Regions from separate parts of the Homo sapiens genome. Here region 1 is linked to region 2. The links are chromatin contacts, found by Hi-C or POLR2A ChIA-PET in ENCODE. All regions are on one chromosome and are shown on one strand. Each heading gives the region's core, a stretch centred on a gene start or an enhancer-like site at or near the end of the contact. The rest is flanking DNA. Distances are from core to core; before and after follow the strand shown.

Region 1 (2,700 bases), core at 44-2,543, 1.5 Mb before region 2:
TCGGGTTCATTTTCATGAACGTTGTATGAAATGCACATATACCAAACCTCATAAGCTTTTTATTAGTTGATTTATTCTTTGAAATATTAAGCTTGGTGTAAGGTATTATAACCTCAATCTCTTTGAAAATGTAATAAGTCAATAATCAATGTTGCATCAATGAATATTACTCAGTGGATGCCTATTTTATTTCTTCTTTTTCTCTAAGAACCATTTAAATAGTCCTTATGGCCGAGCACTTCACAATCTGATTAGTTTCTATTAATTCTTTGGAAAAGAAACATTCTGGGAAGTCAGAATTCAGCGGTAGGTTGCTTTGATAATGTGCTCATTTAGCTAGTGGATTCCAGAGTGATAGAATGTATGTTTGGCAACCTAATTGTTGTGGAGGAAGAAAAGAACTTCTGTTAGAAGTTTTTAAAAAAGTTTAAAAATTGTTTTTACCTCATCAAAAGTTTGATGTCTTGTGAGTTTTATAGCATGCATAATATATTAATGCCATACATGACACATGTAAATATATATATATTTTTTCTGATAGGGATGTGTGAGCAAGAGTTTAAAGAAGAATGCCCCAGTCTAAAGTTAATTAGTCTTGGAGTGATGGCTTCGCAGAGGAAAGATACTGGATTTCAAGCTTGACATTAAGGTGATAATAGTGGTGACTATGGAATAATCAATATAAAAATAATAACAGCTAACAGTTACTGAGCGCCTACAAACTGCCAGACACTACTCTAAGTGCTTCACATCCTCATAACAAATTTATGAGGTAAATGCTATTATTATCCACCAGCCTTCTGAAATTTTCTTACCCCGTTACTCCCTGGTGTTAACTGGGTACTTAATTTGTCGAATAAAATAAAATTTAGTGCTGCCAAATTTGTCAGCTGAACGGGGCGGCAGGAATTTCAGTGCTAGAGTGGGGGGCCAGACGGCCCGGGGCTTCGTGTCCTTGGAGGCCAGCGGAAGCGCCGCATACCTGTGAGGAGCAACGTGAGCCGGTGGCTTATATTTCCTGGGCTAGTGCTACTGGACTGAATGCATTTGCAATAACCGGACGCAGAAAAAAAAAAAAAAAGCGGGGACCAGGGGAGGCGAAACCCTTCCCGGCGCGAGTCCGAGCGTCTGAGAAGCAGAAGCCACACGTCCCGGCGACCTAAGTTCTGGATCAGCCGGCCGGAGGACCCGTGTTAGCATTTACAATCCGAGGTGAGCTGAAGCCTCCGGTTGTCCCGGTTCGACGCTCTAGCCCTGCGAGCAGCCGACGCCGGAAGTCTCTACTGCTCCCCGCTGGCGCGCAGGACCGCGGGCATTTACCCGTGCTTTCCCAAGCCTGGAAGAACTCGTCATGCTCTTTGTAGCGTGGTGCTTCTGTTGCTCACAGGTTAGTCTCCCGCGGTATAAGAGTCTCCGTCTTCCCCCCAGCAAGAAGCGTTTGTTCCTGCAATTCGGGGGGCCGCCTTTGCGCGCGGGGTGCGCTGCTTCTTGGAGAGTTCCCTCACGGGTCACATCGCGGAGGTTCGCGCCGGCGCCGGGTCGCGGCCTCCCTGCGCAGCTTCTTTGGCACCTGGTAACCTTCAGTGGCTCCGTCCGCTCGGAGTTAGGAGGCTGTGTCGAGCTAACCTTGACCTTGTCCTGCAGTTTTTGCTGACCATCCCCAACAGCACACTGTAAAGAGTTAGGGTCCTCTCGAAGAGTTGGGACTGGGCACTTTTGTTGGTAGTGCTAAATTTCAACACCCTGAGGAGTACGCTGCCCAAATTATTGTAGGAAAGAATTACCTGGTTTAGTGGTTATAATACTTTTTGTCCCCACCACACTTGAATAACAGAAAAACCCTCCCAACAGGGGCTGACTGCAAAAGTGATTTTCTGTGTAGGGGACATTGGATGTATTTATGTATATATCAGTGCCTATCAGTCTGTATGTGTGTTTGGGGGTGGATGCTGTGTAATTTAAAAAAATCTATGGAGATTCTGATAATTTGATAACCTGTTTCTCCGGTCTTCCCCTGATTCCTCCCCATTCTCCCCGGAGGGCTATTGCTTTATTTCTGAGGTGGCTCACGTTTGGATAGAAGTAGCAACTCTCCGCTTACACCTGCACGTTTAAAACGCATATCAGATTGTGTTATTTCTGTCCTCAGAATCTTCCTGGCCTTCCCGTTGCTTTCAGGATAATACACATTTCTTAGCCTAACTTCAAGGGCCTACAGGGTCTTGATTCTGCTGAGTTTTTCAGTCTTTGCTACTTTCATGGAAAACACACCTGCAGGTACACTCATATTATGCTCCCACCATGCCAGTCTACGGTAATTTAATAACTTTAGATATGGCAAAGTTTTATATGGTTTACTCAAGTTTTAATTTTTGTTCTAGCATTTAGCCAAAATCGATTGAATTCATAATATTGCTAGGCACTGTTTTAAAAACGGGATAAAATGAAAACAAAACAAAACACAAAACAAAAGTCTTCAGTCCTTTAAAAAAATAAAACAGCTTCCTGACACATAGTTCACCTACCGTAGAGTTCACCATTTAAAACGTAGCGGTGCCTCACGCCTGTAATCCCAGCACTTTGGGAGGCCGAGGCGGGTGGATCACGAGGTCAGGAGATCAAGACCGTCCTGGCTAACACGGTGAAACCCCGTCTCCACTAAAAATACAAAAAATTAGCCGGGCGTGGTGGCGGGAGCCT
Region 2 (2,700 bases), core at 95-2,594:
TCTTTTATAAAGTGGCCCATAGGGACAGCAGGCTGTGTGGTGGGAGCTCCTCCTCGCTTCGCGGATTTGGCCCCGAGGGCAGACGAGTCCGGTGGAGAGAAAAACCCTGAACTTCCAAAGGCATCATCCCGCGAGAGGGAGTTTCGGGGATGGCTTTGGGAAAATGTAAAACAAGGAGATGGGGAGCCAAGGATGGGGGGCGGTGGTAATCAGAGAAGCCTTAAAAGAATAAAGGGGAGTCCAGCCCTTGAGCAAGAGTGAGAAAGAGAGGCTGGGTGGGAGAAGATGGGAGCAGACAGGACGCAGCACGAGTGCCAGGGCGCGCATTTGGGGGGTGTCCTGGCGGTGTGGAGAGAGAAGAGAGAGGGCGCGGGTGACATCACGCCCGGGCCCCCTTCCCCTCGCCGGGTGGGTGGGGCTTCGGCGCGCCGGGAGGGCGCGGGGTCAAGTAGGGGGAAGAGGAGGAGCAGGCATGAATGTGTCTGTGTGAAGACCGGGGAGGGGCGGAGGAGGAGGAGGAGGAGGAGAAGGAGGAGGAGGAGGAGGAGGCGGCGGCGGCGGCGGCGGCGGCGGCGGAGGGCGGGGAGGGAGCGCGCGCGTGGCTCGCGGCGCCCGGGCTCCCCCCCAGCCCCCGACCCCGGCCCGCGACGCGCCGCCTCCCAGCCGCCGCCGCCCGCCTCGCAGCTGGGACCCACTCCGGGCTTGGGGACCCGGCGGGCGGGAGAAGCGGGGGCTCCCGGCGCGGCCTGGAAGGAGCGAGAAAGCAAAAGTAAGGCGAGCAGCACTCCAAGTTTTCCCAACTTCGCCCCCTGCGGCGGCAGGCGTCCTGCTGCTCAGCGCGTCCCCTCCGAGCCCGAGAGTGGCTGAAAGAAAAGGGACTGGGCGGGGGCCGGGGCGGAGGAAGAGAGAGTGCGAGGGAGCGAGGAGAGTCCGGCAACATCTGTTAAAACTTGGGGGAGGAGGAGCGCGGGGAGGAGGAGGAAGAGGAGGAGAGAAGGGAAGGAGGGAGCGCGCGGGAGGGGAGCGCGGAGCCGAGGGACAACTTTTCCACCCCGTGAGTAGTGCAGGCGGTGCCAGGTCGGGGCGGGGGGCTTCTCCACCCAGCACGGGGCACCAGGCCGGGATGGGACCTTTTTCCAGAAAGTCGATTGGATGCCAGGAGAGGCGTACGGCTGGGGGTTTCTTTCTTTCTCTTTCCCCTCCCTCCCGCGGTTGAACCAAATCAGAACTGTCACTCAGGGCTTGTGAGTCAGAAGGGATCGGATTACACGATCCCCGAAACTGATGCCGGAGCTGCACGAGCGGGAGGGAGCGGGCAGGGGCAGCGCCACCGGCGCGCTCGCACACTCGCACTCGCGCACACCCGCCGCTCCCACTCACCCGCGCCGCTCTCCCGCCTTCCCCGCGCGCCCCGCGGCCGCCCGCGCCGCACCATGCCCGCGGCGGGCGCACCCCGCGCCCAGCCCGGCCGCTCGCGGTAGCCGTAGCCGCCCGCGGCCGCGCGGAGCGGGGAGCCGCCAGCCTGCGCCCCGTCCGCGGGTCTATGGGAAGTTCGGGGACTTGACAGCCGCTGCCGCCGCAGGTACGTCCCGCTCGAAGTTCTTTGTTTCGCGGACCCCGCAGCCCGCTCCTGCGGCCGCGCCCGCGCCTCCGGGGCCAGAGGTGGTCCCCAGCGTGGGGACGGGATGGAGTGAAAATGGCTGTCAAAAGGCGCCCAGATTTAGAGAGCCGCCGGTGAGGCGTCCGAGCAAGGCTTGCATTCGCTCCCTCCTCCTGGAAGGTCCTTTCCGAAGAGTCCGACCCGCGGACCGGCCGGAGACGGATTGGAGAATTTCACCTCCCGGAGGGGGGACGAAGTTTGCCGCAGTGGTGGCGGCGCCCCTCGCCTCCGCCCCCATCCAAAGGGTTCAGAAGAACTCCGCGAGCCCCGCACGCGCCTGGCTCCTTCCTTTGCGCGGTGGCGCTCTACGGCTCGGGCTTCGGGCGCGCACGGCGCTCGGGATGGGCGGAAGGAGGCGGGAGGCATGGTGGGTGCGCGCGGGGACCTCCGCCGCGGGGGCCGCCGCCGCTGGGGCTTCTCCAGCCCGGGCTATGCTTCGGAGGGCGGGGGTGTGGTGTGAGCGGATGGAGAGAGGCGCGCCTTCGTCGTCATAGAGGAAAAGTGAAAGTTGTACCATCTGTATATGATTTGGGATTCTCTTATTTCTTTTCCTTTCCAGGGGCAGCGCGCACAGACACACAAAGTAACCGTGGTCCATGCAATAATCATTTAAGGTGCCGCGTTTACACAGAGCAGCAGGGGACAGTTACTTTCTTGAGTAGCAGCGGGAAAACGGGCGGGAGAAGGCAGAGAGGGTGTAAATATTGATCCCAAACTTGCAGAGTTTGTGAAGCGACTTTTAAGCAGATTGTCCGAAGCGGACGCTCCACCCCGCACCCGGCCTTTTATCCTTTCCTGAACTTTGTGCTCCTGTCCCCCATTGCACCTCCTTCTGTAAGATGCCGTCCCCCGAGAGGCGCTGCACCCCAGGCTTCCCTGCCTGACCCCGCGTGGAAAGAGGATTAAGGAGGCTCCCTCCGCCGCTGGTCATCCTGCCCCAACTTCTCATCTCCCCAGTGCAGACTGCCGGGTAGATTCTGGCCTTGGGTACAGTGCTCATGGCCCTCTGCCAGTTTATATGTACATATATTTATGTAAAA

The links. A loop is a pair of places that touch in the nucleus more often than their neighbours do. ChIA-PET counts read pairs that join two places held with the same protein, here RNA polymerase II (POLR2A).
Region 1: a loop to region 2 is called in a map of endothelial cell of umbilical vein, with 5 times the contacts of the local background. The contact joins the promoter of COA1 here to the promoter of GLI3 in region 2. A Hi-C loop is called at or near these places in 1 of 168 maps with a recorded cell type or tissue (endothelial cell of umbilical vein). POLR2A ChIA-PET finds 5 or more read pairs at or near these places in 1 of 52 experiments (H1).

Annotation. Positions count from the first base shown.
Region 1 is chr7:43,728,116-43,730,815 of GRCh38, reverse strand. It overlaps COA1 (cytochrome c oxidase assembly factor 1), which reads left to right and starts at 1,293. Exons shown (of 6, transcript NM_018224.4): 1 at 1,293-1,387. RefSeq lists enhancers at 983-1,182, 549-1,277, 1,278-2,007.
Region 2 is chr7:42,235,853-42,238,552 of GRCh38, reverse strand. It overlaps GLI3 (GLI family zinc finger 3), which reads left to right and starts at 1,344. Exons shown (of 15, transcript NM_000168.6): 1 at 1,344-1,582. RefSeq lists an enhancer at 619-1,600.